Linked DNA regions of Homo sapiens: region 2 is linked to region 1. A link is a contact called in ENCODE Hi-C or POLR2A ChIA-PET data. All regions are on one chromosome and are shown on one strand. Each heading gives the region's core, a stretch centred on a gene start or an enhancer-like site at or near the end of the contact. The rest is flanking DNA. Distances are from core to core; before and after follow the strand shown.

Evidence for each region. A loop is a pair of places that touch in the nucleus more often than their neighbours do. ChIA-PET counts read pairs that join two places held with the same protein, here RNA polymerase II (POLR2A). Pooled maps may share reads with other maps.
Region 2: a loop to region 1 is called in a map of mammary epithelial cell, with 12 times the contacts of the local background. The contact joins the enhancer-like site here to the promoter of LINC03010 in region 1. A Hi-C loop is called at or near these places in 3 of 168 maps with a recorded cell type or tissue (MCF 10A, PC-9 and mammary epithelial cell), 1 of 37 single-sample maps with no recorded cell type and 7 of 50 pooled maps. POLR2A ChIA-PET finds 5 or more read pairs at or near these places in 1 of 52 experiments (GM10248).

What each region holds. Positions count from the first base shown.
Region 1 is chr7:155,380,625-155,383,343 of GRCh38, reverse strand. It overlaps LINC03010 (long intergenic non-protein coding RNA 3010), which reads right to left and starts at 1,268. Exons shown (of 3, transcript NR_147174.1): 1 at 1,029-1,268. RefSeq lists enhancers at 399-1,210, 1,211-2,022.
Region 2 is chr7:155,596,284-155,599,244 of GRCh38, reverse strand. No RefSeq gene overlaps it. Among named protein-coding and RNA genes, the nearest start is that of RBM33-DT, 47 kb to the left of the region's middle. RefSeq lists a silencer at 136-430. Within about 2 kb of position 1,289, at least 2 of the 41 ENCODE cell types and tissues checked have a DNase peak (open chromatin) inside an H3K27ac peak, as active enhancers do.

The sequences.
Region 1 (2,719 bases), core at 19-2,518:
AGGTCCAACTCTGCACAAATTAAAACAAAACACAACAAAAAATGTTTCAGCCAGAAGTAACATTCGACATGGTCTACCCCCATCAGCTCCTTTTACAGGTGAGGAAGTGGAGGCCTAAAAAGCTGGGAAGACTTGCTCAAGGTTATGCTCAAGGTTACATCCACCTCTTCCTGCAGGGTAGAGGCTGGAGGGTCTCAGAAAGGCTCCCTCCCTCCCTTCCTGCTTCACAGCTGGGGACTGGAGGCCCAGATCCAGACCCAGAAGCTGGAAAGAAATCCCAGGTTGTGAGGCCCGTCCTCCCACTCAGCCCCCAACTCTAGGCCTGGGACCCTCCACAGCCCTCCAGGCACCAGGGGACCAATCGGGATGGAACCAGCCCCTCAAGACCCAGGGCCACTACCTAGCAAGTCCCTCCTTATCTGGGTAGCCTATACCCCCCACCTTGCCTTCCCCAGACCCTGTGCTAGGGACCCCTGCCTCAGGAAGTGAGCCCTACTGAACAGATGGGGGGCGGCATTTGTGGCTCGCGGCCTCTTTCTCTGTCCCTCCCTCCCGGCCTGCCCCCTGCCCTTCGAAGAAATTGAATTCCAAGGAGGAAGAGGGGAGAAAGAACACCCAAACCCCTGCCTTCTCACTGCATAAATACCTAAATCCCGGGTCCTCCAGAGCCTGCCTGGAGCCTGCCAGCCGCTGCCTGCGGTCCTGCCCACAGCCTGAGGTCCCGGCCTGCACCTCCTCATAAGCCCACACTGGCGGTGCCATGCCATGGGCTCCCCTGGGCTCCCTCTGCCGCCCAGCCTGCCCCGCACACTCCACTCGCGCCGCCCGCCCTTTGCTGCAGGACGGGGCCAGCCAGGGCAACTCTCCGCAGCCCAGAGCTCTCGTCCCTTGAATCCTGCCGGTGGAGCAGGGGGCAAGGGGGAGCCAGGCACGCCCAGCCCCGGACCCGCAAGCAGGGACCCTCGGGGCGGCGGTCCGCACAGGGCAGGGGCTGCTGGAGACCCGCGGCCCCCACCCCCGACACTCACCGCGCGGTGCCCAGCGCGCGCCAGGGCTCCCATCAAGTCCTCTCGGAGCCCGCAGCAGGCTCCCACTTCTGTTTTTCTCTGACAGCCATGCAGGCAGCAGGCCTTCAGCCAGGCTCCCCGCCGCGCTTCCACGCACGCACACTCACAGTCACGCTCGTGCACACTCGCACGCACACGCACGCTCACGCTCATGCACACTCACACTCACATTCGTGTACATGTACACATTCACACCCGCATGCACACTCAAACTCACGCTCACGCACACTCACGCTCGTGCACGCGCACGCATACACACGCCCGCGCTCACACGGACACGAGAACTCGCCCCGCTGCGCGCCTGGCTCCCGGGACGCCTGGAGCTGGGGAGCGAGGGCCCCGGACGCCTGTAGCCGCCAGGGGAGGCCGGAGGGGCAGACGGGTGCAGAGAGCAGCCGGAAAGGCAGTGCCCGGCCACCAAGAGGCCGATTACTTGAGGGGCCTGAGGTGTGGAGCCCAGGCCGAAGACCCTGGGTGCGAGAAGGCAGCGGCCAGGAGGCCGCCCTAGAGCCTCGGGAGCGGGCGGGGGAAGGGGGATGTCCACGGAGACCAGAGTTGGTGGCTCTGACCGAGGAGGGCCTCGCGCTCCCCACGCCACTTGGCAGGGCTGGGGACACGCGCCCTCTCCCCCCTCTCCCTGGGGCCGCGCAGGGCTGTACCCGGGCTCTGCCCAGATCCCCTCGGAGCGGAAGATGCAAGTTGGCTTTTGTCTGACCCGGTCAGACAGAGCCGTTCTGTGGGATAAAGGCTTAACGCTCCGTGAACACGCAGAAAAAGCTCCGCGCTGGCCCTCTGACAATCCCATTGTCTCGGGCCTGAGCCCGGCGGTTTGGTCTGAAAGCGCCAAGTTCATGACATTTCAAAGAGCAATGATACTGGGAGAGGGGGGTGGGCAGGGGAGGGAGGGGTGTGCAGGAGAAATACATTCCTAAAATACGAAGTAACAGTATCTGACTCCCTCGCCAGCGCGTTCCTCAGCTCAGCCCCCTGCCCCACCCTCCACGAACCCATTCAGACCGAATCCCCTTCTCCAGCCCCGTGTGGACCCAGAGCCAGGCTGCAAAAGTCAGGATCACCAGGGACTGCGGTTTGGAAGGTGAAGGTGTGAAAAGATGCCCAAGTAGCTGCGTGGAAGCTTCCTGGAATGTCAGCAGAGTGACAGCAGCCGTTTAGCACAAGCTCCCATTGTCTGCACTGCCCCACAAGATAAGAATTTGCCAAAAAGGACTTTAGGTGCCCACATGAGTTTATTTTAAAGAGCTAGAGTGTTACTGTTTTCTTTCATTTGTATTACTGTTCGTACTATATCCTTTAAAAAAAAAACTATTTTCTGAGCCAGGAAGCAAAGGAGCTTCCATTTTTAGTGTTTAATTTGTTTAATGTGCCTCGGCAAAAGCAAATAATTCCTGAGAGAAAGCAGAATCCTCAGGAAATTGAATGTGTTTTGTCTCCAGCGAAGTTTCCCTTGAGTGATTTCGTTTGCTTTCTGTCTCGCCAAGCAGGCTCTGCACTGGGACCTCCAGCAGGCTGGGGCCAGGCTGGGCAGTCTGCAGCCCCTCTCCCCACCTTAGGTGGTGAGGCTTCTCTGATCCTCAGCCCACTGGCCAGGTAAACTGTGCTCCCGAAGAACAAAACGTAGCCTTGTAGAGTCA
Region 2 (2,961 bases), core at 40-2,539, 220 kb before region 1:
ATTTTTTGACCTTTGAATTCTTCAATTACCATGCCAAGCTTTCAAGACAATTAAGCCATAAATATTCTTTATATAGGATCTTAGCTTTCTTAATCCCTGATTGAGACCTTGCGCTGCAGGAGCGTGGTGGTGCAAAAGCATTGTCTCAGAGGATGCAGACGTGTTAATAAAAGGTGGGTTGTCAAATGTGTTTAGAAAGAAAATAACGAAGAGAGAACATCATTTGCCTTTCTTAGGTGTCCTGACGATATCACGGTGGGCATTGAACGCTCCTTGAGCTCCCGCTTGGTTTCTGCTCTTTCTGAGCCTTGGTGCTGCCATCTGCTGGCCGTCCTCGGCACTGCGTGTGAACGGCTCCTGAGAAAGGACCAGTTTTAGAATATGGGGCTGAAATGATGACTGAGGGTTTAAGCCTGTTTTATATTTCTGGAGAATATGTAATATGAGCATATGTTGTTAAATATGGCCTGTTAATTCACTCAAAATTGAACAAATGCTCCGGAACAATCCAGATTTGCAGTTTGATGCTCCCATATTGGCTCTGCAACAACTTTGATGGTGGTGGAGCTGGTGATGGTGATGGTGGTGATGATGATAAGGAAAAGCTAGAGATCTTGTTGACGTTATATAAAAGGTCCTTGAACAGCAGAGTTGGTATAGGATTTTAGAGAATGCTTGAGTAACTGGAACTCCTTCGGGAAGCCATCGCATTGAAGGTTGCAGACTTTCTTTGTTTCGTCTGTTCAAAGGGAAATCAGGGGCAGGGGATAGGAAATTCAAACCAGGCTGGGTAGGTATATTCTGCTTTAGAAAAATCAGATTTTCAAAACTCGAATTCATAAGGTGAATAACTTAAAAGTAGCACTTGATTAATTGCATTACAAAGGAATTCTTCTGTTTGGGAAAATATGCTTCCTATTTCTTTCAAATATCTTTTATTCACTTAAAATAATTGGGTTAACACATTGTTCATAACATCATTCATTTTGGGGGGTGCAGAAACACCAGTATCTTAAACCTACTTTGAAATGCAAGATCTTATCAATCTTTATTATTCTTAGATGCAAATTTTGCATGGGTTAAATGGTGAAAGTAAAAGGAGACGCATCTGCAAGTCAGTTTCAAACTGAAATATGAATCATCAAATACCTTTTAGTATTTGATGAAAGATGCACATTTTTCTTTTCCTTTCTAGTCAGAAGATTTTCTTTCACAATCAATTTCCTGCTGGGAAAGCATGAGGACTGATCTATGGGAGCAGAACAAGCCCATTTAGGCCACTTCAAAAATGCAGTACACTTGGCAAGGCCAGTCTGAGACCCAGTTAATGATTCACAGTTTAGAAAGATATGCCTGCTTGTAGATCCAAGTTCTCAACTTAGTAGTTTATTTAGTCTAAGTTTGTGTTCTCATTAGGAGCTCTCAGTCCATCAAATGGCTATTAGGAAAGAAAACAAAATCAAAATGAGCTTTGGGAACCAAACCTCAACGTAGGCCTGGGCTGTCACTCTCCACCCCACATTGCCATGTTTACGTGTTTTTAATGAGTGAGGAGCCCTTCTCATAGGGGCCAACCCCAGACAGCTTGGATGGGACACGGAGACACAGGATGTTCAGCACAGACACCCCCCAGCTGCTCAGTGCTGAGGAGGCATTCATGAGCTTGCTGCTGTGGTTCGGAAGAACTCCAAAGCTAGACACCCTGTTGGTAGATGCTTGTGTGATGTGTCCAGTTGGGTGAGGCTTGGGACTAAGGTGATCCAGGTGGCCTTTAAGAGATTTGCAGTTGAGGAATATTTTTGGCCGATGAGTAAGTCTCAGGAATCCTGCCTGCTTTGGGCAGCAAAAAGAACATTCCTCACCTTCCAGGTCAGGCAGATGGCTCATGCCTGTAATCCCAGCACTTTGGGAGGCCAAGGCGGGAGGCCAATCATGAGGTCAGGAGATGGAGACCATCCTGGCTAAAACGGTGAAACCCCGTCTCTACTAAAAATACAACATATTAGCTGGGCGTGGTGACATGTGCCTGTAGTCCCAGCTACTTGGGAGGCTGAGGTGGGAGAATCACTTGAACCTGGGAGGCAGAGGTTGCAGTGAGCCGAGATCGCGCCACTGCACTCCAGCCTGGGTGACAGAGCGAGACTCCGTCTAAAAAAACCAAAACCAAACCAAAACAAAACGTTCCCCACCTTCTGGAGATGAGGCATCAACACTGCAAACAGAAGGGAAAACTGTGGCAACTTCAGAAGGCATCATTTTAGGAATTTGAAGGTAAATGAATATGCACATATTTCTAGATGCAAAATGTGTCTGGATAATTTTAGAACCGTTTTGCATCTCCATTGCTTTTTGAAGCTCCCACAGGTACAAAATGCAGCCGTTTTCCTAAACACCTGCTTAGTTTCTTGATCTAGTTAGATGAAAGAGCAGAACTATGAAAAATTACTCCGACAAGCATTCCTTTCATCTTCAGGCAGTAAACCATCTTTAAAATCTGATGAAAATGCTTTGAAACAAATAAAATAGCTGGATGTGGGATTCCCTGGAGAGAGACTAGGCATTTTCCCATGTTCCTCAGTTGCAAAACCAGATGTTTTGGAGTCAGAAAACTGTGGTTTTAAAATGTAAAGCCTAAATTCTTGACTTCTCTGCCCTCCTGTGACCATCATTTTAATGTGTGCAATTTATTTTTGATAATTAATCGTTTCTTTGCTCCCCCTCCTAGGTTCTGTGGTTTTTGGGGTCCAGGTACAGGTTGCTCTGGGGCTCCCAGGCATCTCTGCAATCAAGGAAATTGGTGCCAATTGTGAGTGTCCGGGTGGAGCGGGACAGGGACCAGGTGAAAGGGAGGGAGGCCTGGGGATGCTGATACAGGAGCTAGAAAGAAATTAATTTAGGTAGATAGTGAGGGTAAAGGAGTCCTCGGCAAGGTTTCCCTTTTAAAAAGAAGCAGTCCCCAAA